2 separate regions of the Homo sapiens genome follow, and region 1 is linked to region 2. A link is a loop called in an ENCODE intact Hi-C map of the cell type or tissue named here. Cell type or tissue: dorsolateral prefrontal cortex. All regions are shown on one strand. Links, peaks and the distances in the headings refer to the core of each region. The heading gives the core; the rest is flanking DNA. Region 1 has its middle 150 kb from the start of PLD5. Region 2 holds the start of PLD5 (phospholipase D family member 5).

Region 1 (15,096 bases), core at 2,691-10,690, 150 kb before region 2:
TGTGCCCTGCACAAGTTATTCAGTAATGTATAACTGAATTTCTATGTATTTGGGTATATTTCTAATATCTTTTTGATTTGATGTATAATTTTTTGTCAGATAGCATACCCTGTTTGATATCAGCCCTATTCTATTTATTGGGACTTGTTTTGTGGTTACTTAAAAGGAACATGTATTCTGCTGTTTTGGATAGCATATTCTATAAATGTCGATAAGGTCAAGTTGATTGATAGCAGTAGGCAAATCTTTTGTATCTTTACTTTTCTTCTACTTAAAAAAATTATTTCATGAGACAGTTGTTGAAATCTCCAACCTAATTGGGGATTTGTCTATTTCTCCTTCCCATCCTGTCAGTTTCTATTTTTGTGTTTTGAGAATGTCTTAGTATGTGTTTGTGAATGTGTTTTGAGAACGTCTTAGTAGGCCGCTACACATTTAGGATTGTTATATCTTATTGATGAATGGATCCCTTTACCAGTAAAGTCTCTCCGATTACTCTTTTGGTTGCTGGAGCGTTCTCGTTGTTCTGCAGTTCTCCTGCTAGCTTTCAGCAACTGCTTTGCTGCTCCCAGCCTTTGAAGGACTACTGCCTTGCATTCACTGATGGCTCACAATGTCTTGTGGAGATTTCTTTCAGTTTGGATAAGAGCAGCTGCAAGTCTCTCCTGTCCTGGGCAGGACTTTCCCTGGAGTTTAATTTCAATTACATTGTGGTCTCAGTTCCCTAATAGGTTTTAAAACTACATTAAAAAAATACAGCTTATTTTCCTTGTTATGGAGGAAATTATAGTCTCTGGTGATTTCCTATATCCTAACTGGAACAGAAGTCTTCATAGAACTGTAATAAAGAAATGCATTTATTCAACAAGTATTTTTCAAGGGTCTAAAAGTTTCAGGCACTCAGCTGGGTGCTGGGAACATGGTAGTAAAAATAAGAACATCCCTATCACCAATATCACCATTGAGCTTACATAGTATTTGAGTGTAGGTGGTATTGATTACTGAAGAAAAATAAAGCAAGCAACAGGACAAAAAATAATGGGTACTGCCATTTTATATAAGGTGAGCAGGGCATGACTTTCTGAGGGCAAATAGATGGATAGAGACCTGAATGAAGCGAGGAAGTAAGCCACGCAGATATCTGGGAAAGTGTTTCTCAGGTAGAGGGTATGATTGTCTCAATGTTATAGATTCATGGAGGGTCAGAGCTGCTTCATAATTTCCCAAAAATTCACACAGGACTGTTGAGCGGTAGAGGTGAGATTCCAAGTTGGGTCCATCTGGTGCTGAAGCACAGGCTTGGAAATCAGCTGTACTCTGTTGGGTTCTACTACCCAGGTGAACTATTTTCAAGTGGTTGAAACATGTTTTAGCACCTGATGAAGTATGAAGAACGCGTTTCTACTACAGACTGAGGGCAGAAGCCTAAAAGCTGAATGGACTATGTATGGCTTTGCAGAGAGTGTTGAGTCTAGCAGACTCCAACAGCAACGTCAAGAATTACGTTATGAAGTGTCTTGCAGCTTGGCAGTTGAACCTCATAAAAGATGGGTCAAGAAAAGAGTCAACTCTAAATAATCCAAATTAGAATAATGAATTAAGTCTGCTTGTGTTGGCTTGGAAAGATCTTCTCTAATGCTTTTGGGATCAGGATGGGGAGAGTTGGTGGGGGATGAGTGGGGGACAAAATTACAATGAGAATGGATTGTAACTACATGTCACGTAATGACATTTCATCAATGACGGACCACATGTACCATGGTGGTTCCATAATATTATTATTATTTTTTGAGATGGAGTTTCACTCTTGTTGCCCAAGTGGAGTGCAATGGCATCATCTTGGCTCACTGCAACCTCTGCCTCCAGGTTCAAGCGATTCTCATGCCTCATCCTCCCAAGTAGCTGGGATTACAAGCATGCGCCACCACGCCTGGGTAATTTTTATTGTATTTTTAGTAGAGATGGGGTTTCACCATGTTGATCAGGCTAGTCTCAAACACCTGACCTCAGGTAATCCACCCGCCTCGGCCTCCCAAAGTGCTGGGATTACAGGCGTGAGCCACTGGGCTCGGCCGAGATTATAATACTGTATTTTTGCAGTGACTTTTCTATGTTTTGATATGTTTAGGTGCACAAGTACTCACCATCGTGTTACAGCTGCCTACAGTATTCAGTAAAGTAACATGCTGCACAGGTTTGTAGCCTAGGAGCAATAGGCTGTACCATATAGTCTAGGTGTGTGGTAGGCTGTACCACCCAGTTTTGTGTAGGTACACTCGTTGATGTTCACACAGTGATAAAATTGCCTAACAATGCATTTCTCAGAATATATTCCCATCAATAAGCAACACGTGACTGCATTTATCTGGGAGCATATAGGTCATAATGTTGAGATTTTGTAGAAAATACAGCAGAGGCTCAAAAACCATACTAAGTGGACAACAGATTTAATCACATCATTATTGTCAAGAGTGAACAGGAAATACTGAAGCTCATAAAGTCCTAATGGAGCTAAAAATAGTCTTCCTAAGCTTGTCGAAGCTCCTCTTGCAGTGAACATCACTGCTGGGACAGTGCTTCTACTTTTGTCTCTGGTAAAGAGACATTAGCTAATATTAAGGTAAACATCAAGTCAATTCAAATTAACCCTGCCCTGCTCCATTTTTTTTTCATTGTCAACTCTAACGTTTGTTTTCCACTTTAATTCCAGTCATCAAAGCCCATAAAGAAGTGATGAATTATTTATGTTTTGCATAAACATGAAGGGCCATCAATACCTACTGGTGAATTGAATAAAGGTTTAGTTATGCTTCACATTTTCCTGCGGTTGAGAAATAGGAAGTATCATGACAGGTAGCATTTCCAAACAGCCAAAAAATATATCCTTTAAAGCATTGCAATTTTTAGATACCTGAAAATCTTGAATGTTATCATTACCTACTCCTTTAAAAAATTGATTACCCAACCAATATATTAATAAATTCTTCTTATAATAAAATAAAGCATTAAAGTTAAGCCTAAAGTTTTCTTTAACCACCATGCCTAGTTTTTGTCTTCTTCTCAACGCCCTAGAGATAACTGCTGTCAGAAGTTTGATGTCTATCCTTCCAGATACTTTGCTATGCTTATGAAAATATATGTGATTGAGTGGGCCTTAAAAATACATTATCCTGCTTCCTGTATTGTTCTGCAACTTGCTTTATGATTCAACAGTATTTCTTTATCTGATTTCTTTTTAAGAGAACAAATTCATTTTGTCATTTTCAGTCTTCACAACAGAACACAAACAAAATAAACTAATCTATACGTGGTTAGTTTTACTGTTCTAAATTTTGGTTCAACAGAATGCAACTGGATTAAACCAATCCAGTGCAATTTCAAAAAAAGGTGCGCAGACAAGGCAAGAAAAATAAAAGCAGAGAGCCCGAGGTTGCCTTCAGTGGATGACTCGACCAAGACTTCCTTAAAGGGACAGTTTTTTTTTGCATTTGGGCATCAATATACATTTCTGATATAAAGAAACCAGCTTTGAATGTTTGTGAAGTATCTTTGCATTATTCCAGTGACTCGTAGGGACCGTGAGCATATAGACCCCTCTTCAGTGCCATTGCATAAGTTGATTCTGCCTCTTCCTGGCTTAGTATTATTGAAAAACTGTCAACAGACCCAAGGGCTAGCCTATGCTATCTAAGAGGTTGGGACTGTATCTTGTAACTGCTGATGATGACTGAATGCCAGTGTGCAGGAATACAGAGCTCCCTGTGACACAAGTATTGGTGTAGAAAATGGTTCAGGAGAGACTGTGGCCCTTCTCCCAGGAGGGCATATGGAGTAGCCTCTGGATGGCCTCCATTATTCAGCGTAGAAAATACCTCGATGGATTGGAGACACATATGCAGGAAAAAAGTGCTGGTGTAAACAAGCACGCCAATCAATAGGGGGGAAATGCAGAATTTCGTGCTATTAAACTTGCTTGTGCTTCACAGGCAATTCTTGGCTGGCTTTTTCATTAGAGAGAAGTGTGGCCATTGTGAGTCACTCTCCTACCTGCCAGAGCCATTAATCTGTAAGCGCCTGTTAGATCACGCTTGCTGCCTGTTCAAGATGCAACTGTTCTCAGTGAATACGTAGGGCCATGTGATAATACAATTCCCCTGTGTTGTATCTTTTAATTTAAGAAAATTATAAAATAAATAGAAATGTTACAGTCTGCAACTATTTAACGAGGTAAGAAATAGCTTAATTCTCAATTAAATTATAAATTTCCTGACTCAACAAACCCAGCTTCCATACCGTCCATATTCTTGTCCATATTGAGAGTGCTGACTCTTCTTATTGTTGCAAGCAATGAGGCAAAGCCTTATACCATTTCTAGAGCCCCTAGAAACCTATCTTCACAGCATTTTCCATTTCTAACTCTGTTCAAACCATGAGAATTTGTTTATACGGACAAATATTGCTTTTTTGACTCCTCTTCTCTAGATAGTCACTTGGGAATATTGTCTTGTTGCTTTTCTTTTCAGGAGCACCTAAAGCAATATAACCAGTAGGAACAAAACTAAAATGAGAGCTTTTGAAAGCAAACCACCAATGCCTGTCCTGATTTGGCTATACTCATATCCTTTTGTTGTGTCTTATTCTAAAATTTGTTACTCCTGATCATGGTGTAACTTATGATTGCTCACCATTAAAAAATTAATGAAGGATTTATTTAAAAATTCATTTGCAGGCTGGGTGTGGTGGTTCACACCTATAATCCCAGAACTACGGGGTGCCAAGGCAGGCAGCTCACTTGAGCCCAGGAGTTCGAGACCAGCCTGGCCAACATGGTGAAACCCCGTCTTCACTAAAAATACAAAAATTAGCTGGGCGTGGTGGGGTGCACCTGTAAATCCCAGCTACTCAGGAGGCTGTGGCAGGAGAATCGCTTGAACCCGGGTGGTGGAGGTTGCAGTGAGCCAAGATTGTGCCACTGCACTCCAGGCTGGGCAACAGAGTGACATCTCAAAAAAAATAATAAAAATAATAATAAAAATTCCTTTGCTTGTAAGTGTGCCATTTGCTTTCTTATCATGGAACGTTCTTAAGACTGGAGGGGAATGAGACAATGCATTAAGAGTTGGAATTGGCATACTCTTCTATTACTACAGCTTTAATTATTTTATTTTGAAATAATCTAAAACTTACATAAAAGTAGCAAGCATAGTACAAATTACTTTTGCCCTTGAACCCTCTGAGAGTAAGTTATCAGCATGATGCCCATCACTGCTGTAGTGTGTATTTCTTACAAATAAGAGCATTCTTTTCTATAGCCACAATGCAACCATCAGTATCAGGAAATGAACAGACCCCATTCAAGATCTGCCAGTTGTGTCAATAACAAAAAGATGATTCATACTTGTGTTGTGTTTTTCCTGCCTCAGCCCTCATTCCGAAATTCAAAGATCCTTGGATCCTTTTAGTGCCGAATAGTATTTAGAAGCCAAGCATTGTTATTTAGTAGTGATTATTGCTTTTGGGGTGTTGCAGCTCTCAGTCCCTCTCAGAAGACAGGGCTAGGATATGTTTGTACCTGCACATACACATTTACATCTTTATTTCTATATTTAACTATTTGTACACAGAAATTTATGAGTTTACATCAGTACCTCCAATGTCAACCTAACACTACAGAATGCATTCTTGTTTTCTCCCTTTCTGTATTTGTAACTCTCTTCTCTAACAGTGAGAAACCTGGCTCCCATTATCCTTAACAGACTTATTTGTTTGTTTGTTTTTGAGACAGGGTCTCACTCTGTCACCCAGGCTGGAGGGCAGTAACATGATCACTGCTCACTGCAAGCTCCACCTCCTGAACTCAATTGATCCTCCCACCTCAGCTTCCTGAGTAGCTGGGACTACAGGCACATGCCATCATGCCCAGCTAATTTTTGTATTTTTAATAGAGACGGAGTTTTACCATGTTAGCCAGGCTAGTCTCGAACTCCTGAGCTCAATCGATCTGCCTGTCTCGCCCCCTTTAAAGTGCTGGGATTATAGGCCTGAACCACCACACTTGGCCAACATACTTATTTGATCAATTTCCCATACGTAATCCATTGACTATAACACCGCTGCTTCTCCCAGGCTGATGCCTCCTCACCCTACTTAAGCTCTGGTAACTTGTGCCATGCCACTTTCTGCTTTCTTCATCCCATTTGTCCACTAATACCCTGCCACAGGATGCTCTTTCTTATGGGTGCCCTTCTGTTGCTAAAATTTTGAAAGTGGTTTCCTGGGACATTCCTGTGCTCTGGATCCTTCAAGCCACTCCCAGGGCTTTGCAGTGATCTTTAAGCTCATTGGTTTGACATGGAGCAGACTAGGCAAATAGTAGCAGCAATTGATTCAGCAGAAGTTGTGTCAAGTTTCAAGTATGCCTCTTCATGGAAGGGGGAAATAGGCTATGACCAGTCGTTCTCTTTTTCTGCTGCTCAATATAACTAAGGGCCTTGCACTTACTTATTCTTAGGAATAAATGTTGCTGGTAGCTCATCCTGTGACCTCCTGCATGGCTATCCTGATGCACTGTCAAATCCAAGATGAACCATACAGGATGATTGAGGAAGGTGGCAAGGACAGACCCATTGTAAGCTACAGTATACCAAGGAGAGGTAAGGGCTTGTGGCAAAGAGAAAGGTTGATGTAACTGCTTTGGTAACATCAGCAGGAACACAGTTCTTTATTCATAATTGGTATTTTTTTTCTTTTTTTTAATTATACTTTAAGTTCTGGAGTACATGTGCAGAACGTGCGGTTTTGTTATATAGGTATACATGTGGCGTGGTGGTTTGCTGCACCCATTAACCTGTCATCTATATTAGGTATTTCTCCTAATGCTATCCCTCCCCTAGACCCCACCTGCTGACAGGCCCCATTGTGTGTTGTTCCCCTCCCTGTGTCCATGTGTTCTCATTGTTCAACTCCCACTTATGAGTGAGAACATGCGGTGTTCGGTTTTCTGTTCTTGTGATAGTTTGCTGAGAATGATGGTTTCCAGCTTCATCCATGTTCCTGCAAAGGACATGAACTCATCCTTTTTTATGGCTGCATAGTATTCCATGGTGTATATGTGCCACATTTTCTTTATCCAGTCTATCATAGATGGGCATTTGGGTTGGTCCCAAGTCTTTGCTATTGTGAATAGTGCCACAATAAACATATGTGTGCATGTGTCTTTATGGTAGAATGATTTATAATCCTTTGGGTATATACCAAGTAGTGGGATTGCTGGGTCAAATGGTATTTCTACTTCTAGATCCTTAGTTGGTAATTTTAAAAGATGGCTGGGCTCAGTGGCTCAAGCCTGTAATCCCAGCACTTTGGGAGACCAAGGCAGGTGAATCACCTGAGGTCAGGAGTTCAAAACCAGCCTGGCTAACATGGTGAAACCTCGTCTATACTAAAAATACAAAAATTAGCCAGGTGTGGTGGTGTGTGCCTATAACCGCAGCTACTCAGGAGGCTGAGGCAGGAGAATCGCTTGAACCTAGGAGGCAGGGGTTGCAGTGAGCCGAAATCACGCCACTGCACTGCAGCCTGGGTGACAGGGAGAGACCCTGCCTCCAAAAAAAAAAAAAAAAGATTCGAACACACTTTCACCTCCAGTTGCTTTTATTGGTTTTAGTTTTTGGTCTTTCCTATTTCCAAAAACACAAATTCAGTGTTGCCTTTTGGAGTAAAGTTTCTAGAGATTCCTGGATCAGATGGAGGAAAGTTTCTTGCTAAAAACCCAGGGTGTTGGTGAGAGTGATCAATTTGTCCTCCTTTCTTCAGGGTAACAGCTTTATAGCATTTAGCTTTAGGTCCTGCCATAGCAATGTTCACATTTTAATTTGCATTTCCCAGCATGTTTCCCCTGTGACATGTCATCATAGTGTTTAGAGACAACTTATAAAAAAATCTTTCATAGTACTTCCTGGGTGAAGGCATGGTTGACCTGGAAGGTATTGTTTAGGGCATGGAGAGAACAATGCTTCCTCTGCTGTTTCTCATGGTAGATTTATGGGGGCACTGACTGGAGAAATTCTACTCAATTCATGGCATACAATTCATGCTCTTCTTTTAGCTTGCCAGAGAGTTCTACAAGCCCCCCCACCCCAAGTCTTTCCAAAATTGGTAAATTCCACCTTTTTCCCAAGGATCCATGATTTAAACCTTGCCACTTAGAAAGGAGGTTGGAATCAAACAACCTCTTTTGACTGGAAAAGAGACAGTAAACATTTTTACAGTTATTTTGCCTCCATAGCAAAATGCTGGCATCAAAATCATACAAAACTCAAGGCATTTTCCCCCTTTTTTTCAACCTCTCCTCTGATCCTCTCCAGAGAAACTTGATTTTCATGTTGTGTTTTATCCTTCTCTAATATCTACTGGGCTTTATGGTAAGAATGTCGGGTGGAATTGTTCACATGGTTCACACTGCTCTTTTCACTCTATTTCTTGTGCTCCATTATGCCTTGGCCCCAGATGACAAAGCCAAGGTGACAGGTGAAATATGGGACTAGAGTATTCTACTGAGGCTGCCAGCAAGAGCCCAGAGGCCTTGCAGAAGTCTCCAGAGCTAACTCTTCACCCCCATGCATGCTGTAGGACACAGCAAGCCCCGGATAAAGTAGGTGAGGCTCCCTTCCAAGGTAGTCTCTCTGCACGTCCCTGCCACTGGCCTCTACCTTCAACTTGGAGGACAAGTTGCTGATTTCTTGGGAAGACAAATCCTGCAGATGCTGAACAACAGACTTCCATATTATTCAAGAGAGGATAGGCAACATAATTTAAAATGTTTCCCCTTGATTTCATGTCATCAGTGTATGGGCAACATCATTTATGTATTGCAAGCTGGAGACGTCTTTGAGGCTGTTGTGATACATAGCTCCCTTGACCTATACTAATGGACCAGACTGCTCAGCTTTCTTTGTTCTTACATTTGCTCTTAATTTCCTGGCTCATTCTTCACTGTCAGGAAGTTAGATAACATATCTGCTGTTAGTCCGCTGTTTTTTAACATCCACATTCTCTTCTAATTTGCTTTGGGCAAATAACCCAAACAGAACTAGCTTTTAGATGGAAACAAAAATATGAACTTGGAAAACACATTTTTAGGTAATAGGCTTTAGTACATGAAATTGGACTGTCATTCCACCTGCTTGTAAGCTTTTAACATTTACCTTTATGCTAAGCTGCATTTGAGAAGAGGTTATTTGAGGCCTGATCTCCAGATAGTATGCTGGATTGCTATTGTATATTAGAATTTTATTAACTTGATTTTATAGCAAAGTTACTGTCAATCAACACACACACACACACACACACACACACACACACACTCTTATACTCTTTGAGTTGTAGTTCGATTACAAAGCACACGCTTAAACTTGCAGAATCCACTCTAGTTATGTGAAAGGGAAAGGAATGCACTATAAACTAATAAAAGGGTTATAATATCATTGAAAGAGCTGGAGAAGCAGGCTTCAGGCTGAGCTCCCAGCAACAACTCTCTGCTTCTAGAACTATTCTGCTTGTGCTACAAATAGGAAAGAAGAAAATGAATTTTCATGAAGAAAAATAACAATGAAATGAGTATATAAAATCTGAGTAGCACCTTCTTTCAGCGAAGGCAGCATTTGTACAGCAGTGTGTATAGCAACAGACATAGCTGGGGAGGGTGCAGAGGAAGCTGTCTACACCTGTGGGGAGGAGTATATGTATTATCATTGAAATTATCTAGAATTGCTGGAACATGTGGTGATCATAAAAGACAGGCCTAATTTTAGCAGGCTTTGTGATTGTTTTTAAATTCTCTATAGAAAATGCACCCCCTTATTGTAGGTCTCCAGGACAGATGGTTCTCACTGCCTAATTTAAGTAGTTGCTGCTATGTGGTATAAGTAACTCTTAGAGTAACTTCCTATTATTTTACAGCTTGGCTACAGGATGATGATTATTTAATGCAGGATGCATTTATGAAATGTGTTTTTCTGACCACCTCACTGAACATACACAAGCACTTCATAAACATCATCTTTATAAACATTAGGGAACAAAGAGATGAATAAATGGGCTGGTTCATTACGTCTGTGTGCTCATCCAAATGTGATACAAGCAACTGTGTTAAATTTGTTTTCCAACCAATGTGTACATATATCTTTGGAGAACAACAAAATAGATAATTTGGTATTCCCCAGGGCACCTTTAGACCTTGTTACTGCATTTTGAGACTAAAACAGCTTAAACAAGTTACACAGCTTTGTCATCTCATCCTCTCTTTCATTTCTTGACTCTGCAAACTCTATCTGAAACTGACTTTGATGAATGCCTCAAGTCATTTTTAATGTTCTTGTTCAATTGTGTTTTACATGTTGTTCTTGGCCAAGACCTGATTTTTTTTTGGGGGGTTGCAAATATTCTTGTAATTATCTTTAACATTCCCCATGGTTGATTTGAAAATATCTTCTCAATTGCTTCATGCAGCAATGGCTCAGCATGTTTTATAATATAGAGGAGACCTAGTGAAATGAGAATGAACACTGCATTTCCTGGTAACCCCAAAGTAGCAAACTTCCCAGTCATTTCTTCCCAATAAAAATGATTTACTTATTGGGCTTTTCACCTTCCTTTCTTATTTACTATATCAGTTAGTTTTTGTTGAGTGATAAACCACCCCCAAAAGGTTTAGAACCAAATCATTGATTTAGTTAATGGTTCTGTAGGTCAGCAAGTTGAGCTGGGTTCAGCTGGGTGGCTCTTCTGTTATGGGCTAGGCTGATCTACTTGGGGGAGGCTCATGTGTCCTAGCCAGTTGACAGGTTGCTTTGGGCTGTCTGATCATCAGTCAGGAAGCCTCAGTCTTTCACATGGTCTTTCATTCTCTAGCAGGCTAGCTTCAACTGTCTTAGAAGGTGGCAGTGTTCTGGGAGCAGCAAGCTTTCAATTCTCGACTAGCATCATATTTTACAAATAATAAGGTCCTCCTAGATTCAAGAGATGAAAGAGTACTCTAGCTCTTGATGGGAAGAGCTCTGCAAAGTCACGTTGCAGAGTTGTGGAAGGAAATTTGTAGTCATTCTTGGAGTCTACTACATTCATATACATTCACATCTAAACATATATATACACAGCTGGGCACGGTGGCTCACGCCTGTAATCCCAGCACTTTGAGAGGGCAAGGCGGGTGGATCACAAGGTCAGGAGTTTGAGACCAGCCTGGCCAACAAGGTGAAACCCCGTCTCTACTAAAAATACAAAAATTAGCTGGGCATGGGTGCATGTCTGTGGTCCCAGCTACTTGGGAGGCTGAGGCAGGAGAGTTGCTTGAACCCGGGAGGTGGAGGTTGCAGTGAGTCGAGATTGCACCATTGCATTCCAGCCTGGGTGACAGAGCAAGATTCCATCTCAAAACAAACAAACAAACGAACAAAAAACACCAAAAAACAAAACAATACAAAAAACCATATACATACCAAATTTGAGGTAGGTCAATATGGAAAAAGTGGAAATCTAATGACATATATTAAGTATGGGTGCATCGAAAAATTTTAGGCAATTACAAAACTGTTTCATAAATCTTCAATTAAAATTGATACTGAAGTAAGGTATTCTACATGATCCACAGATTTGGGCTACCACTTGGCCCACAGCTGTGTGATCCTAGAATGCATGTCCTTGAGAAATGAATCATCAAAGGTAGGAAACAAATGTTGTGATCACATATAACTTCCACTAACTGTGCCAGGGAACAGAATGCTGGGAAAGAAGGAAAGAATCAGATAATATTGACTGAAGAGATCACTCTTGAACTGAGATTTAATGACAGGTGGGTAGAAGGAAATGGTATGAAGCAGGAGAATAATAGCTCCCTAAGGCTAGAGAGATGTACAAATACAGGAAACTGGATTATCTCTTTTACATGGAGGGCACAGGGTCACTCATACAGTATGAGATAAATCCATATAATACATCTTTGTTATCTGTCACTTGGCTAGTCTTGAGACTGGGATTTCAGATATCTCCCTAAAATTAATTTAGAATATTAAACCAAAATAGAATACAAATAGACCAACCAGATGATGCATTTCCTAGCAGCTTTCTAAAGGCTTGTAATGTATTGGTTACGTTGCTTGGAGATAAATAATAAACATAAATAAATACAATGGGGTGGGATACAGTGGCTCACACCTGTAATCCCAGTGCTTTGGGAGGCCAAGGAGGAACGATTACATGAGGCCAGTAGTTTGAGACCAGCCTGGGAAACGTAGTGAGACCCTGTCGCTACAAAAGATGCAAAAATTAGCTGGGAATGGTGGCATGTGCCTGTCGTGAGCTTTTCAGGAGGCTGAGGTGGGAGGATTGCTTGAGCCCTGGAGTTTGAAGCTGCGGTAAACTATGATAACGCCACTGCACTCCAGCCTGGGCAATACAGTGAGACTCTGTCTCAAAAATTTAAAAAGTAAACAAAATAAATACAATAGGAGGAAAAGATGGAATTTTGCCAAGAAATGCTAAAAGTAGAAGCTTCTTCAGAAAGTTTTATAGAGCAGCCAAGCCTAAAAGTGTGATGGATGAATAAGGATGTCCATTCACTCTGCCTGAGAGCCTGCCTGGATCGTCTGTAAGAGTGAACCATCGCCTGATGCACCTTAGGCACAGGCACTTCCTCCTATGTCCCATAGTGGCTTCTGGAAATAAAGAACAGAGAGACAGGAAAATCAGTACCATTGACTAGTTGGTTGGGAGATTCCTCTGATGGATTCACATGACCTTCTGCCACTCACACTAGACTTGTCTCCAGCATCTGCTGATGGTGCTAGTATATATATATGTATTTTTTAGGGTTGGGTGCTGTCTACTTCCTTCCCACTAACAAGCAAAAAATGTACGTTCTAAACTCCAAAGAAGCTTCAGTCCTTTCCCTAAGTAAATGGATTACAAACTATTCAGAAAGTGCAAAGTGTTGTTTTTAGTGGTGAAGGTGGTGAAAAGTTGCTGTTATTGACAACCAGCTAGTAATTTAGCTATCAGCCCTGTCCTGAACATGAGCCTGGAATTTCTTGGCCTAGACCTGGGAGGCACCCTTCATCCCACCCTCCCTGGTTTTCGTTTTTCCTGGTACCCAAGTTCTTTTTTTTTTTTCTTTTTCTTTTGAGACGGAGTCTTGCTCTGTTACCCAGGCTGGAGTGCAGTGGTGTGATCTCAGCTTACTGCAACCTCTGCTTCCTAGGTTCAAGTGATTCTCCTGCCTCAGCCTCCTGAGTAGCTAGGATTACAGGTACCTGCCACCACCCTGGGCTAATTTTTGTATTTTTAGTAGAGACAGGGTTTCACCATGTTGAATGTTGGCCAGGCTGGTCTCGAACTCCCAACCTCAGGTAATCCAACTGCCTCGGCCTCCCAAAGTGTTGGGATTACAGGTGTGGACCACTGCGCCTGGCCCAAGTCTTTTTAATCCCATCCCCAGCAAGGGCTTTCCCCAGCATCCTTTTAGTAGAAGGCTTCAGGTCTCCAAGTAAGATGTGAGTCAGAGCTCTTCTCTCTCCATCCTCTGTTGCTTAGATGGGTGAAACGGAAGTGTCTAAAGGCAAAGTCAGAAAGGGCGAGGGTATCCAAGTGGTCCCTGGGTCTTTTTCAATTGGACCATATTTTATTTCATTTATTTGTTCATCCCTGTTTATTTAATATAGGATTATTTATCTCATCCTGTGATGAAATAATATTATAACCTACCTCGCACATTTTTATGAGGAAATGGGTTATTCCATGTGAAAGCAATTGGAACAGTGCCTGGCACATTGTAAGTACTCAGTAAGCATCAGCCATATTCATTGTCAGTTCTCTGCTTGGCACTCCAAGGACTGGGGCTGGAATAGTAGCCTCTGCTGGGGGCTGCACATCTGCCAGGAATCCCTGCCACCTTCAGTGGCACTGGTGTCCCTCACATGGCTACCATGATGTCTAGGAGGTTCCCAAACTGCATAGTATTTGGTGAAGTTGTTGAACATGACTTTTCCTCTCTTTTGTGTTCCAATCCATTAGGATTATACCAAAGCAATACCACTTTATACCCCTGTGCCTTACCAAGTTGTAAATGCAATGAAATCTTGAATGGAAATTGCTCTTCTAGTTTTTATCCACAGCTTTCATACCACCCTTAGGCTGTAGGCATGGGTAGCACAGACATCATGTATTGAGTCAAGGTCATGGTGAGGGTATCATGGTACAGAAAAATCTAAGGGACAGACATGTACTGTTTCAAGTCATTCAGCAAAGTATACTGAGTGCCTTCTGTGTGCCAGGTAATGTATTAGGAGCTGAGTTGCATCAGTGATTGGAGAGGAAGGAATTCAACATCTGGCTGGGGCTCATCTACCTCCTTTACTGGAAGAACACCTCCAAGGGAAAGAAAAGGCAGAGATCCTTCTGATCTCCTTGTCAGCTAAACATCTGTGTGAATGGACGAATGATATTTGCTAGGAAAAAATATTTTAACTATTGGATAACCTTAGCCGGATGTCCCTAGCCAATGAATTACTTAGAGTATATAAACCCAGAACCTATGACAACCTAAAGGATGTCTCTCATGTCCTATTCCTCTCTGTGCTGTAACTTAAAAGTGCTGCCTACTGGCCGGGCGTGTGGCTTACACCTGTAATCCCAGCACTTTGGGAGGCCGAGACGGGTGGATCACAAGGTCAGGAGTTCGAGACCAGCCTGGCCAACAAGGTGAAACCCCATTCCTACTAAAAATACAAAAATTAGCAGGACATGGTCGTGGGTCCCTGTAATCCCAGCTACTCGGGAGGCTGAGGCAGAAGAATCACTTGAAACCTGAAGGCAGAGGTTGCAGTGAGCCGAGATTGGGCCATTGCACTCCAGCCTGGGCAATAAGAATGAAACTCTGTCTCAAACAAACAAATAAACAAAACAACAACAGCAACAACAAAGTGCTGCCTACTGTGTTTGGAACCCTGCAAAACTTCACTTGGCAACTTTGTGTATTATTCTGAGCAATAGAGAATGTGTCCAGTTCTGGGCCAGGGAAGTCATGTGGGTGTTCCTGATCTC
Region 2 (15,096 bases), core at 4,108-12,107:
GGCCCTTTTACTATAGTGTTAAATATAGCATATTCCTCACATGCCCCTTCATAATAAAGAGATTAAAGCCTGCAGAGTTCAATGTATCATTCTGAAGCTGCGAATATTACTAAATTATAACCCTACATCTAAGTGAATATCAGGCCCAACTGGTCAGTTTTGGGAAAGACGCCCTGAGTATGTATCTTGTTCCATAGTGATACCTTAGTTGCATCAAGTAAATTAGTATCTGTTTTCTAAAGAAAGACTTTGTATTTTATGTTTAATTCTGTTAAGCAACTCTGAGAGCCAACTTCCTGCTTAGTGACTTTTCCCAACCACTTTGACCTGCCTTCCCAAACCAGCTTGCATATCTCAAATTCTGGGAATGTGTGTTTTTCAACAGCATAAAATGCTGTCTCGATAGGGAACTATTGATTTAGCGTTCTTTTCTGCACCATTAATCCTAACATTTGATCATAATCTTATGCTACTCCTGGTCTCATTAGAGTTTGTCTATTTATAGAATTGTAAATTCCTCTTTCTCAGCATTTATGATTTCTCAGAATTTTGAATCCCCACGGCACTTATAAAATCTTAAATATACACCAGAAACTCAATATTTGTCAAGTTGAAATTTTGAGTTTCCATTTAGCAAAACCAAACTTTGTCCTTTTGCTAAGATCATCGAAATGTGTAGCCATGTTTTCTTTTTAGAAGCTTATTCCCATTTGGGTAATTTTCTCCAGTATCTTCTCCCCAGCTCACCCTTCAGCCCAGGTTCCCCTGCACCTGTAGCTATGTTACAACTACACTTGTCTGCTTCTCCAAGATCAAACTGAAATAATTTTTCATCTTGTTTTGTTTTATTTATCTTGTGTCTCCATGGCCTAGCACTAATCAACTGCCAAGATGAATGATTTTGGAAAAAATAGGAGTGGTCTGAGCATAATTGGAGGAGAAGTGTTAAAAGAGGGAAATGAAAGATATTTAATGTGCCTCTTCCAACTCTGTATATCAATTTAATAGTTTTTATAACTTGAAACCAATCTATCAGGTTGACATGTTGTCAGGCAATCTTGGTTCATGACAGGTTAACTAATTCTTCCTCTATTATTTATACTCTGCCTACATTTAAAACTCAGCCATTGGAGTGGCTTAAAGTAAAAACAAAGACCAGAAATATAACATCATTAAGACTAGGATAAGAACTAGAACCACTGAATCAGGAGGGAGGAGGGGATCACTGGCCTACAAAACCTAAAATCAAAGAAAGTTCTAGCCACCAAGCATAAAAATTAACTCTGAGCTTTCTGAATTTCATTGCTAGGAAATGAATATGTCACATTCTGCCTTCAAAAGATACTGTATAGTGTACAGAAGCTATCAGTAGCTTGAACAAAGGTTGAGATGGTGCACACTGGCTTAGATTTAAGTGATTTGCTGTAGAAAAATGACTCCCACTGTCAGGTATGTTGAAGATCTAAGGAGTCACTGCATTCCTCTTTAGTACAAGTGAACAAATGGTGATGTCAGAGGTGTTACATAGTTTTATGGCACGTACTGTACAAAAATACCAACAATGGATTCTTTCAAAAGAACATAAAAGAAAAGCATGACCACTATTACAGTCAAAGTCTGTTTTACCTGGGTGTCCAAATGTAGTAAATACACATCATTCTCCTATCACTTGACTTAAGGTTAGGTTTCAGTTTCAAAAATGTAAGCATGATTAAGAATTACAGTGTGGCTTATATTATCTTCATATATTTCCTTTTTTACTGTTGAGTTGCACATACTTTATGCTGGGTACCATGATTGATACATAAAAGATCACCTCAGATAATCAAAGTGGAATTTAGAATTCTGGGTGATTTTGAAGTGTTCTCAATTCCATGGCTGTGAGCACAAAGGCCAAATGAAGTGCCAACTTAGGCAACTGTCTGATTAACCTAATCCATCTACACTGAGTCAGGAGAATTCAGACTTTTTTGTTGCCTACCAGAAGCTTTTAGTCACGCTAGATTATTTCAACTATCCTATTTTCTACTTATTTATTCTTAGGACAGCCATTTTCTAATTTTCTGTGTTGATGTGATGGATCTGTCCAAGGCTCTACTGCAAGGCCAAACCTTGTGACCAAACCATAGCATCTTGACAGATTCAATTAGGTAAAGCATCTTGGTTGAGTCCCCACAGCTGGTTGATTGTCAACTGAGCCAACACGACAACCAGGGTTTCTAACTCTCAGAAATATCCCAGTGCCGGCCAGGCATGGTGGCTCACGCCTGTAATCCCAGCACTCTGGGAGGCCAAGGCAGGTGGATCGCCTGAGGTCGGGAGTTCGAGACCAGTCCAGCCAATATGGTGAAACCCCATCTCTACTAAAAATACAAAAATTAGCTGGGTGTGGTGGTGGGCACCTGTAATCTCAGTTACTCTGGGCACCTGTAATCTCAGTTACTCAGGAGGCTGAGGCAGGAGAATCGCCTGAACCCAGGAGGTGGAGGTTGTGGTGCGCCGAGTTTGTGCCATTGCACTCCAACCTGGGTAACAGGAGTGAAACTCTGTCTCAAAAAGAAAGAAAGGAGAAAGAGAGAGAGGAAGGAAGGAAGGAGGGAGGGAGAGAAGAAGAAGGAAGGAAGGAAGGAAGGAAGGAAGGAAGGAAGGAAGGAAGGAAGATCCCAGTGCCATCTGATTTGGTTCTCCTTGTGTAAGTAAATTGGGACCCTCGACCTCACAGTATAAACCCACTCTACCAGGATCTCGCTCTGGGGGCTAGTTGACCTCTCCCTCTCCTCCCCAGTTCTCTCCAGGTCACTGTGGGGGCTCTCAGCCCAGCAGAGATGTACCCAAGCAAGACCATACAGTTTGGTGTTGTGTAAAGGCATTTAGAGTTGAGCCACCCTGAGTTTCTGCCATAGTGTTGCCCCTTGGTCCTTGTGTCTCTTGGGCAGGTCACTCTTTCTGGGTCTTTGTTTCCTCATCTGTAACATAGGGATGGCTCTGTTTACTTTGCAGGATTTTGTGAGAAAAAAGTGATATAATGCCTCTGAGGACCAGCCCACACAGTGACTGGAGTAGGTGGTCAAACAATGAGAATCTTTAGTCTAAAGTAAGTTTGTACATAGATAAGTTCACTTTATTAAATATGTAACATTTAAAAAACCTTCATTGTCATTTTATAACTAATCAATAATAACTACGAGGCTAAAGAAAATACTGTAACATAAAAGACCCTTCTCATATTAATGCTTATGTATTCTTCAGAAAACATTTTCAATCTGGGACTACTTTAATTTTGTTCTACTGGTATTAAATTATTCAATTGTTTCTACAGAAATAATCCTATAATTAACATATGTGGTTAGGAAAGTCATGTTGTTTTTAGCTGTTGAATCTATTTCTTGACAACAAAGAATAGAGCCATTCTTGGGTCAATGATTTTATGTGGTCTTGTATAGTATAAGGGTAATTGAGGAGGACATAAAGCATGCTGTTAGGGAAGGTCTAAGTATTAACATGTTTTATTCTTCAGTAGTAAACCTTTGACAAAATGTAGTAATACTTGGCAACACTACACCTGTGAAAAATACAACTTATAATTGCTAAGAAGTATATATTTGAGATTTTTTTATCGGACATGGTGAAAAAAGAAATCCTTTATTGAGAGTCAATGAACCTGGCTTTTTGACCAGACTCTCTGACTTACATGGCTTTGGGCAGGTCATTTAACCTCCATGAGCTTTGGTTTCCTCCTTTCGAAAGATGGAACTGATAGCAAGTACCAAGACTACTTTCAGATATTTTTCCAAGGAGTAAATGTGATATGTGCTACAGATGTAACTATTGTGGAAATGTAAGGTATTATCATTACTATGAAAGTTTTAATAAAATACTCCCACTTCTTGATACTTTTGGTCTTAAATTTTATGACAATGCAAAGTGCCTAATTCAGACAATATTAACAATTCCTGGTCAATGACATCTGTTAAGTTTAGGTTTGAATTCAATAGAATTCAAATTTGTAGCTGAGTGCAGTTTCTATAATTAATTATAAGCAATCAGGATTAATTGATATAGCTGCTAATGAAAATGATAACTTATTAGAATGACATAAAGAATATTTCTGGGCCTGAAAGTTCTAAGAACAGTAACATTGGACTCTATAGTTTATACAGAAATTTCTCATGTGTCATCCCTGTAGCAATCACTTGAGGTAGCAATGATTATTCCCCATTTACTGGATGAACTTGAAGGCTATGGAAATACAATGAAAACCATGAAAGTCACAATTTAGTAATTAAAGGATCTAGTACTAAAATCTAAATATTGTAATGTCAAATCCAGTGTTTTTCAAAATAAAGAAGCAAAAACATGTTGCCAAGTGTTAGCACCCATTCAGTCATTTATTCACCATAGTTTATTGGAAGCTTATTATATGTAAGGCACTAACAGCACGGTAAAGAATCAGGAGTGGCTCCAGCTCCCAAGAAGCGAATGGGCTAGTAGGATGGATGGTCCATAACACCTGTGTTGCATTCAGAAAATGTAATGGCTATGAAAATGTGCTGGAAAAAGTGCTGTGGAAGTTAATGTAGAAATTCAGTAATTATACATTTCAGTAATATTTTTGGTGCAAAATTCTCATATTATACCTGGCCATCTTCAGAAACACTATTTTTCTTCCCTACAACAGTTTCAGTTGGGTTCAATTTTATATGAAATATTCTTTTGAAGGTCAACAAGCAAGTTCCATATTACTGGCATAAACGATTAACTTGGACAAGAATCCAAGATAGAAAAATAATTATGAATAAGTCTGCGCCCAGGTTTATTTGAACTTGTTGGGTTCATTGAGTCTGGCACTGCATACCAAGTAAGTATGAAACTGTAAAAATTTATATTTTGACTAGTATTTTTGATCATAACAAATGTGATCTATGAATTAATTATAATGCTCAATTCAGTAGTATGCTGTCATATTTATGCCACCAGTGTACCTTCTTCAAAAAATAGAGATTGGCCGGGCGCGGTGGCTCACGCCTGTAATCCCAATACTTTGGGAGGCCGAGGCGGGCAGGTCACTTGAGGTCAGGAGTTTGAGACCAGCCTGGGCTACATGGTGAAACCCTGCCTTTACTAAAAATAAATAACAAAAATTAGCCGGGTGTGATAGTGCATGCCTATAATTCCAGCAACTTGGGAGGCTGAGGCATGAGAATTGCTTGAACCTGGGAGGTGGGGATTGCAGTGAGCCGAGATGGAACCACCGCACTCCAGCCTGGGTGAGAGAGCAAGACTCCATCTCAAAAAAAAAAAAAAAAAAAAAAAAAAAAAAAAAAGAAGGAGATAGTAGCAACTACTGCAGTCACTATGTATAGTCCTATAAAGGTATAGTTTAAAAAAAATCTATTTACTTTGAGAATCTGGCACAATATGGAAACCATTTGTTTAAATTCTTCTATGGTAGAACAGTTCATTATTACTCTGAATTGGATATCTATCACTTGTCAAGGTTTGGCTATATCAAATACCTAATCTCATACAGCAAAAGGCAGAGGTATTCTTTGCAGAAGGGCAATAACATCTTTCTGTTAACAATATTATAAAAGACTGTATAATTGTTTGTCGTCATTTAAATTGTGTGGTTATACTTTAAAGAAAGCATAAGCTATGGAGGCTAAACTTTAATAGTAAAAACTGGGGGACAGTGAATAGTAGGGCAAAGTGTAATAATAAAAAAATCAGATCGTGCCTGTAATCCCAGCACTTTGGGACGCCGAGGCTGGCGGATCACTTGAGAGACCAGCCTGGCCAACGTGGTGAAACCCCGTCTCCACTAAAAGTACAAAAATTAGCTGGGCGTGGTGACGTGCACCTGTAGTCCCAGTTACTCGGGAGGTTGAAGCAGGAGAATCGCTTGAACCCGGGAGGCGGAGGTTGCAGCGAGCCGAGATGGCGCCACTGCACTCCAGCCTGGTGACAGAGCGAGACTCCATCTCAAAAACAAAACAAAACAAACAAACAAAATTATCAGAGATGCTATACAATGGAATGTATAGTTTTCACAGCCTCACCTCCGACAGGGTCTTGCCCTGTCGCCCAGGGTGCAGTGCGATATCGGCTCACTGTTGCCTCCTCTTCCCAGGCTTCAGCGATCCTCCCGCCTCAGCCTCCCAGGTAGCTGAAACCACAGATGAGCACCACCACGCCTGGCTAATTTATTTTATTTTTAGTGTAGGCCCAGGCTGGTCTGGAACTCCTGGGATCAAGTGATCCTCCTGCCTCCTCCTCCCAAGGGGCTGAGATTACAAACCTGAGCCACTCCGCCTGGCCTTCACAGCTTTTCAATCTGGTTCATATCCTTGTTTTGAAGTGTAATTTCTGCTTCTGCTTCACTTTCCTCACTGGAAAGGAGGGTTAATAACATTTATCTTGCAGGATAACATGAGACTTAGAGATAGCCCACAGGTCGGGGCATCTATTGCACAATATAGTTCAGCTCCTAAGAAAACCAACCTAGCACAACCAAAATGTGTGTATTTGTGTTTAGTTGTTTCATCCCCATATTGAATGTGCACAGGATTTTATTTCAACTACTATTTTTACTATACCATTTTTTTAAATGGAGACTTTGAAAAGATATGAAACACAATCCCTGTCCTCCTAAAAGTTTGTGAAATCCCAGCCAGAATGTCTTTGAAACCGTCATTCAAGTAGGGCAGTTCTGCCGAGGGCTAGAGAGCCTTCAGTTTACCCTTGGCAACACCCTCTAAAATCCCCTGTATACCTCTCCAGCTTCCATACACTTCCCAAGCTTTTAACCAGACACGAGACACCCTGAACACCAGCTGTTTAGCATTTAGATAAAACCAAAAAATGTTTCGAGAGGTTGACTCCAAAGATAGCAAAAGATGAAGAGATTGAAGATTTAATCGCGAACAAGCCACCCTATTCCTAATAATCATCACGCTTGGCTGGGCCCCGAAGGAAAAGCCTGGACCCTAGGGGCCTAGAAACAGAGAAAAGAAACAAATGCACAGCAGTTGGGCCACGTCCACCTAAGGAACAGTCACCGCACAAGCGGAGCGTTGCAGAGGAGCCCTGGATCACCCTCCCAGGATCGGAATGGGTGCGGCCCGGGGAGCCCGGTTCTAGGTGGACACCGAGGGCTGGGGAGCAACCGGTCCCGCGTGCCTGCCCGAGGGGCTACTGCCCCCGGGCGTATTTGCATCGCCACACCATCGGATGAAAGTAGCGTGTACGGCTCCAGAAAACACATGTCTCTCGGCTATTTTCAGGGGGGAATGCTGGGCACCCTCTGCTCTAAGTCCCTTGGGGTGGGAAGTTAGTGAACTTTCAGAATGGGGGAAGGCGCAGCCCAAGCGAGCCGGGGGCAGGGTGAGGGGGCGCCGCTGGATAGAGATGGGGGAAGGGCGGAGGTGGTTTCCTGAGTGTCTCCCTCCGGAGCCATCCCCGCGCTCAGCCAGCAGGACCGAGGAGGCGCGGAGACGGCGCTCACTTCTCCCCTCGCCTGCCGGCTTTCCAGTAAAGATGCGCCAGGGAGAGGTGTAGCCTGCTCGGGAAAGGCGGGTGCGGAGCGGGAGCGCGGCCGCCCGGGCCTGGGCGCGGCGGGAGGGGCGGCGGCGGCTCCTCACTGCACCAACCTGCAGGCGCGGGCTGGCTGGGCCAGCCGCGGCCCCTCCCACCGCACCCCACCCCCGCCGCCGCCGCCGCCCCGGGAGCCGGCCCGGGTCCCAGTAGGTGCCGCAAGGAGCCGGCGAGCGGAGCGCCCGCTCGGGACCGCAGCCGCCGGGCGACGTCGCCGCCGCACCGGGCACTTCTGTCTCCCCGGAGCAGGTTCCTTTCCCTCCCTGTCCCCTCTCGTCCCCCTTCTCCCCGTCCGTCCCCCTCCGCCCCCGCCCCCGCCCCCGCCCGCACCTCGCCCTCCCTCCTTCCGCCCCGCGCCTCCCGCGATCGCCCCCTCCCGCCCGGCCGCGCTCCCAGCTGGCGCTCAGCACCCCGCGCTCCCCGCGCCCGCTCGCTCCTCCAGCTCCTCCAGCTCAGTCTCCAGCTCCACCTCCGGCTCCCGCTGGGCCTCCCGCTCGCCCTCCGCGCCCGGCTCCCCGCGCGCCCGTCCCGAGTCCGCTGCTCGCCGGCGGCCGCCCGGTCATGTCAGGATGGAGATCCGGCAGCACGAGTGGCTCTCGGCCTCCCCCCATGAGGGCTTCGAGCAGATGAGGCTCAAAAGCCGCCCCAAGGAGCCCTCCCCAAGCCTGACCCGAGTGGGCGCGAACTTCTACAGCAGCGTCAAGCAGCAGGACTACAGCGCCAGCGTCTGGCTTCGGAGGAAAGACAAGCTGGAGCACGTAAGGGCGACTCGCTCCCGGGGGCCTCGGCCAGGCACCTGCCGCATGCACCCTCCCCGTGGTGGTGGCATGAGCGCGCGCGGGGCGCGGGGGGCAGGCGAGGGGATCCTGGCAGGCGCCGACGTCCTAGGTCGGATTCGGGGGCTTCTCTGCCTGCAGTTTCTTGCCTTAATGACCGGGCTGCGGGGAGGGGAGGGCAGGTTCCCTTTCAGGCTCTTGGTCCCTGCCGACCCGACCTGCCCACCTGCGTCTCCCGGTAGGGTTCATTTGCACGGGGTTCTGGAGGTGCCTGTGCAGAGTGAGCACGAAGGGGAAGTGCCACCAGCGTGGCTCCGAGCAACCTGGCGTTGCATGGTAGTGGGCTTTAGAGCGGCGTTTGCCCGCGTCTTTGGGGGCTGTTTTACTCAGTCCAAAAACTAGCAAATTAACGAATGAGTAAAGTTGGCGCCGCTAGCGACCAGCGTGGACCCGCGCACAAGCCATTAGAGTTTTTTGCAGAGTGTCCGCTGGGATGAGCAGTTGGTGATCCTCTCTACTTGAGCCCAACTAGGGAGAGATTTGCGCGTTGCAAGGAGAAAGGCTAAAAGCGAGCGGATCGTCGGGCTCCCCAGAAATCCTCCCCTCTGGAGGGTGGGAGCCGGTGAGAGGGGACCTCTACTCCCAAGGAGTGCCGACTTCACGCGAAGTGAATTGGCTCTGGAGTTGAGCTCCTAAGGCTTGCTATTTTGAAAGAAAAAAAAAAAACCTTCTAAAAAGGCGTTTAGTGGATCCACAGTTTCAAATTTGATCCATCAGCATCTTCTTAAACCAAATGTTAAAATTAAACTAAGAGAATTATCTCAAGAGTGCAGCACAACTAGCTAAGGAGAAGATGCTATTTCTCCCTGCAGAGCTGCAGAATCCAAATTGAGTCTGCTAATGGAATGTGGAGGTTTCCTTGTATTTGGGTCAGGACGCCAACAATGATAAAAAAGATAAGACCAAGAACTCCTGGAACTCACGCATTTCCAACTGCTGCACCGACCTGCTTCCCATCTGCCCCCCAAAGCACTCCTCCTGGGCTCTGCAGCACCAACAGGCTTCTTCCCAGGAGGAAACACGCGAAGAAGGGGCATTTCTCTATTATAATAATCTGAAAGGAAGGTCTGTGCCTGCTTTCTGAGGGCCTGATGAAGTCACTGAAAGCTCTAATATGAAGCTTTGAGTTGGATAACAGCACTATTTTATGTGTAGAGAGCCATTTGCTAATGTCAAAGGGATGCCTCATATCCTTAAGACTATGGAAGTCGCTGAAGGTTTCTAGGATGGCAAGTTGTTTGAAAGGCAACGTATCCATTAAACATGCCCTCTCCAGAATTAGTGAAGGGGCTGGTGGTGTTATTAGTTTAAAGGGGGCAAACAGCATCTTTATGCATTACATGCAAAGAGCATGTAATCAACCAATGATGTGGCTGATTTTAGTATCAGGGATAACAGTCTAGCCTTGGGAGGGTGATAGAACGTATCTTCGTTTTAGTTTCACTCTGAATGTATGTTCTTTTGCAGTTTGTGCTTTTAGCTGGTCTATTTCCTTTATTCTCTTACTGAAAATCAGTGGTGCAGCCTTCTATGACTATGTCTTGAGTCATGAGCGGTGCACGCATTATACTTAAATGCTTTCTCACTTTTAGATTTTCATTGAAAGTATCAAGTCATACCATGTGTGCCACAGCAGTCTCACCTTTCTGCATGAGTATGGGATGCTCAGCCTCCTCTGAGGATTGGAGACCAGGGAAAGGAAGATGTGGTTATTTGAAAGCGTGTGAGCATCTATGCTTTCTTCTTCACTCAGATACTCCAAAAGAGAGCATTGCATACATTTTTAAAAAAATCATTCTCCTCATTTGATATTTAAATCAGTGTAGCATTTGTTTTACTTTTTCAACTACATTTAATGAGAGATGCATATATCTATTCTGATGTTTTTCTCTACACACCCTTTCAATTAGAAATGGGGCTTTAAATAAATTTATTGGTGGTATTCTCTTGCTCCTTTGAAACATCACGAACATTTTTAATGAATTAATATTAAAGAAAGTGCTATGAAAAATTAAATTAGTATACAATATAAATTTTTTTTGAATTCAAGAGCTAGTTGTTTATAATATACGTCATGTTGAATGCACTATAATATTTCAGGTAGTTTGATGGTAATTTCTAATAGAAATTAATGTTTGAGATGTCAAAAACCTATAACAAATGTAACCTGGTATCATTGCTACAGAAAGCATGAAAATCTAATGTTGACTTCATTGTAAACAACATTCTGAACATATATGGTACCTTCTGATTCATATGTTGCAGGGATTAGGATGAGTGTGTCATGTGAAATTCAAAGGTGATATATGGTAGTTTAAAAACACCCTTCTGGTCTGTCTAATCAAATGGATGGCCACTTTTTTATGATGTTGAAAAAATAAATTAATAATTATGATGGAGATCATATGCCTGAAAACAGCCTACTCAGTTATTTTGCTGGTGCTTTAAAAGCCAATCTAAGTATTAAGGAAATAAATAAGTTATGACTTCAAATGACACACATATTTGGTCATCATAATAACAGAATTCCCCTGAAATGAAATGTGGCAGTGTGTGGGCTCTGTCCAGACTTCAGAGGGATAGATTAATCTGAAAGTCAATCATGTGAGATAAAGCAGACAACCAAAGAATGGATTTCCACCCACTTTGCTAAAAGTGAGAATAATTTATTTCTTCTTTTCTGATTTAAAGGCTGCTGGGCCAATTCTCAGGTTGGACAAGAAAAAAATGACCTGAATTAGTTGAGGATTGGAATCAATCTTTAAATATGGTTCCTGTCACTGGATGGTCGACACTTAAGATGAACACTTACTAAGAAATAAATGTTTATAGAGAATCATTCCATACTAAAATAATGAATAAGAAGCTGCGAGGAAGTCGTGTTTTGTAACAAGAATTCTGGACTTTGAATTCCACTGTGAAATTTCAGGAAAAAGTAAAATTGCTGGCCATACACAGAATGTTGTATTATTAGTTACAAATAATGCTCTTGGTTGTTAAAATCTTTTGTTTCCTGTTCTGCTTCATAATGTCCAGAGCTTTGGAAGGCATTAGGCTTGGGAAACAGTGGAAGTTCTGTTCTCTGTAGGATCCTGTATTTACTTTAGGTCTAATGTAAAAGTGAAGGATTCTGGTCCAGCAAAGCAAGAGGAGCAAGGGACTACTTCCAAACCCTCTAATCCACCCCTGCTCTTGCAGCCTCCCTAGGGCTGGGTTGCTTTGGAGGTAACCATTTAATAAGATGTGACTATCCCAGAGGATAACATGGCGTTAGGCTGGCATCCTTTGGTGCTGTATGCTTTTTTGAACATTTTTCTTTTTTAAAGGGGAAGAGATGCAAAGCCCACTCTACTTTGTTGCCTGGTTTTATGCCAGCTGCACTGTACGGAGGTTTCCTGGTGCTATTTATGAAGATGGAGATGCCTTATTTTCTCTCCTACTTATTCAATTAGCTCCTGTCAAAGTGTGGTTAAGAGTAGGAGCTCTGGTAAGAGGGATCTGGGTTCAGACTTCGATATCATTTCTTATTAATTCTGTGGGCAAAGGGCTCACAGTTACCAAGATGCACAACTGTGTTCCCCCTTAGAGAAGTCGCTGGTTTGCCATGATGAAACAAGACAATCCATGTCTGTAGTGCAGGAACGAACATTCTCCAAATGTCAGAGACTCGGACACCACGAAAGTATACTTTCCACCTCACATATCTCACCTGTGCCTATTGGCTGGGGACCATCCTCATCTTGGTTGCCTTGCCCAATGGAAGCTCCATTCTGATATTGTTTTTGTGGCTGCCAAAGCAGCTAAAGAGCAGTTGGAAAATCATGTAATGATTTAGGCTTTCAATGCTTCCGCCCAGAAATCATCCATTCATATGACTCATGTGTATTGGCCAAAGAAAGGTTCATGGTCAAGGCTCACTTCCAGAGTAGCACAAGGGGATCCAGCTAAGACCCAGAAGGAAGGGAACATCTGTGACCAGCTCTCACAAGACTGCTGCAGCATACAAAGCACTTAGTGCAGTGTTTGGCCTGTATTAAATGCTCAATACACAGTAACTGTAGGTATATGACTTCTCATGTGCTGCCTGGCTCTAGGGCTGAGTCCTCTCACTCTGCCCAAAGAGCTTCCAGATTTCAAATTTGAGATCAGCCTGTATGATGATCCTGGACGCTAAGTGAGTGGTCCTTTGGTCGGCAAGGCTGGCTCACTGTCTTGGGCCTGTTATGCTGTCTGTTTGCCTGGCTTCCCATCCATCATCTGGGGGCCTGACTCTTCTTGGCTAGTGGGGCCCTTGCTTGCTCTGTGGCTGGCCATTCTGAGGCTGACTTTTCTGGTTCTCACTCTCTCAGCTGGTCCTGCTAGCAGAGACAAACTCTTTGTCCTCTCTCCAACCTCTGCTTCTCTTCCCAGCTTGTGCTGGTGGAATTAAGTCAAGCAACATTTCATTTATCGGCAGGATGTCTCAGAAAGCCCATTTAAATTTGAAAGAGAAAGCAGAAGACAGATTTGGTAAATCATAAAAGCAGAATCCTTAATGTTCTCACCTGTAGTGAGCCGTAGTATCTTGATTTATTTAGTAAGTGCCTCACACTTAAAAAAAGATTGTCTCCTCTAAGTGTGAATTTGCACCTACTTAAACAGAGTTTATGTTACCAGTGAATAGTAAATAAATGCCAAGTGCACACTTGCCTCCTGGAATAAATTGTTTACATGAGGAGCAAAGGATAAATGGATTGGAGCACACTTGGTCACAGCGGTCTAGGCTCATATTATGTAATGTCATTTTTGTCCCACGGAGCAGATCCATGAAAATACTGTACCCCACAGGGTGGATCCGTTAAGCGCCAGAAGACAGAGTTCAACCTAAGGGAATGAATCTTTAAAATGTTCCCTTAAAAATCCAACAAACAAACAAAGAGTCTGGCAAATGCTTAAGAACATTAACATTTACTGGGATCATTTCCTGCGGTTTTAGATAAACAACACAGACAAGCTATAGTTGGAGGCAGGATTCTCTGCCGCCTCCAACTCATCAGTCAAGACATGAAAGTGTAGATGTCTCATGAGTGTCTTCCAGTGGATCTCAGGGCATGTCCATCACTGTCCTTGTCACCACTACAGTCGACATATATCTACCCACTAACGGACTTCTCTCACTGCAGGTTGACATTGCAGTGTCTTTTGAAGAATTTTTGGTTTCTATGAACTCTCTTGGGTGTGGCTTGACTTATTTTAACATAATCATAGGGACATATCATATTTAATATATTTAATTTGAGAAGCTCTGGATGATTGAATACAAGTTTTCTTTTTCATCTCTTCTTCCATATAATAGCTACATGCCAATTTCTGGCTAGTTTCTCTAAAAGTTTTTACTTCTCTCTATAGACTTCTATAACTATCTCAGGTTTAAACTTAAGTAACAGTTTTTAGTTCTTAGTTCTTCTCCAAATAAATCTGATGAGTCCTTTGAATTCTGGGACATGGCAGTAGTTGTAATAAGTTATGTTCTCTTACTGAATTGACTGATAGATGGCATAGTTAGACAGACGTGGAGTCTGTGGCACGATCTCACACCAGAAATGTTGCTTAAACTGTATATATTGAGGACATTAAAATTACCCAATTGCTTAAGATCCATTCCTGCACAGACTATGTGCTAAAAGTTTAGGGTACAACGTAAATGTTGAGGTGCAGTTGAAAGGTCAAACTGTGGCTGTTAAGAGATAGCCCTTTTAACCAAAAAAGCATGTTTAAATTTTACTCGGAAAGAAAAAGAGCCCAGTTTCTAAAATCACAAATCTAGCCCTTATGAAAGAGTTAAGTGAAGAATGAGGCAAACTTTCCCAGGTAGCCTTATCTGCATTGGAAAGTCTGACTGTGCCTGCCAGTTGAAGTCGGCCCAAGTTGAACTACCTGCCTGGGCATCATGGGACTGGATGTCATGACCGTTGGGTGATAAATATATTTCTTTATCCTCCAGAGTAGGCAAAGAGCCTTGTGTTTCACTGACTTGAGCTATTACTGTGCTCCTGCCAGTATGTTGTTAGGTCTGATCCAGCAATAACATGAGGAGTTAATTTGAGAGGATGGGACTCATTGACATAAAAAAAAAATACCAATTGGCAAACTCATCAGTCACCAGATATTTACTGAGTGTCTTTCATGTGAAAGATACTGTGTTAGGAAGCTGTGAGGTCTTTAATTCAACAAGCACTTATTTGACATATACTGTGTTATTAACAATGTTATTAAATACAAAGACCAGTGCAGGGTCCCTTCCCTGAAGATGTTTAAAGTTGTATAAACAGAGTTACAATATAATGGCAGTGTTATGATTAAATAGAAAAATGCAAACTATTAATAGTGTAAGAATACTGCCTTCAAGGGACAGGTTGTTTAGATGATAAAGTATACTTAAAAAAAATAAGCAATGGATACTGTCATACATAATGATAATGTATCATAACAAAATTCATTTTATTCCAGTAATGCAAAGTTGATATGAAATTTGAAAATCAATTACTATATTTTATCATATTAATAGGATAAAAGAGTAAGACCATACAATTATCTCAACAGAGGAAGAAAAAGGATTTGATGAAATTGTGTACCCATGCATGACAACATTCTCAACTGACAAGAAATAAAAGCAATCATTACTATT

What was found. Hi-C counts contacts between places; a loop is a spot of excess contacts. Peaks named below come from ENCODE experiments on the same cell type or tissue, not always from the same donor. Only the 100,000 strongest peaks of a DNase experiment are listed, where the experiment ranks them.
Region 1: a loop joins it to region 2, with 4 times the contacts of the local background. A loop is called at or near these places in 2 of 110 quality-filtered maps.

The regions. Positions count from the first base shown.
Region 1 is chr1:242,664,112-242,679,207 of GRCh38, reverse strand. No RefSeq gene overlaps it. Among named protein-coding and RNA genes, the nearest start is that of PLD5, 150 kb to the right of the region's middle. In dorsolateral prefrontal cortex, for the core only: no CTCF peak of the experiment used is centred there; no DNase peak of the experiment used is centred there; H3K27ac peaks cover 2,229 bases.
Region 2 is chr1:242,517,343-242,532,438 of GRCh38, reverse strand. It overlaps PLD5 (phospholipase D family member 5), which reads left to right and starts at 7,742. Exons shown (of 10, transcript NM_001372062.1): 1 at 7,742-8,351. The coding sequence starts at 8,163. In dorsolateral prefrontal cortex, for the core only: a CTCF peak has its summit at 8,221; DNase peaks (open chromatin) are centred at 7,108, 7,434, 8,028 and 8,278; H3K4me3 peaks cover 3,575 bases; H3K27ac peaks cover 3,144 bases; H3K27me3 peaks cover 1,830 bases.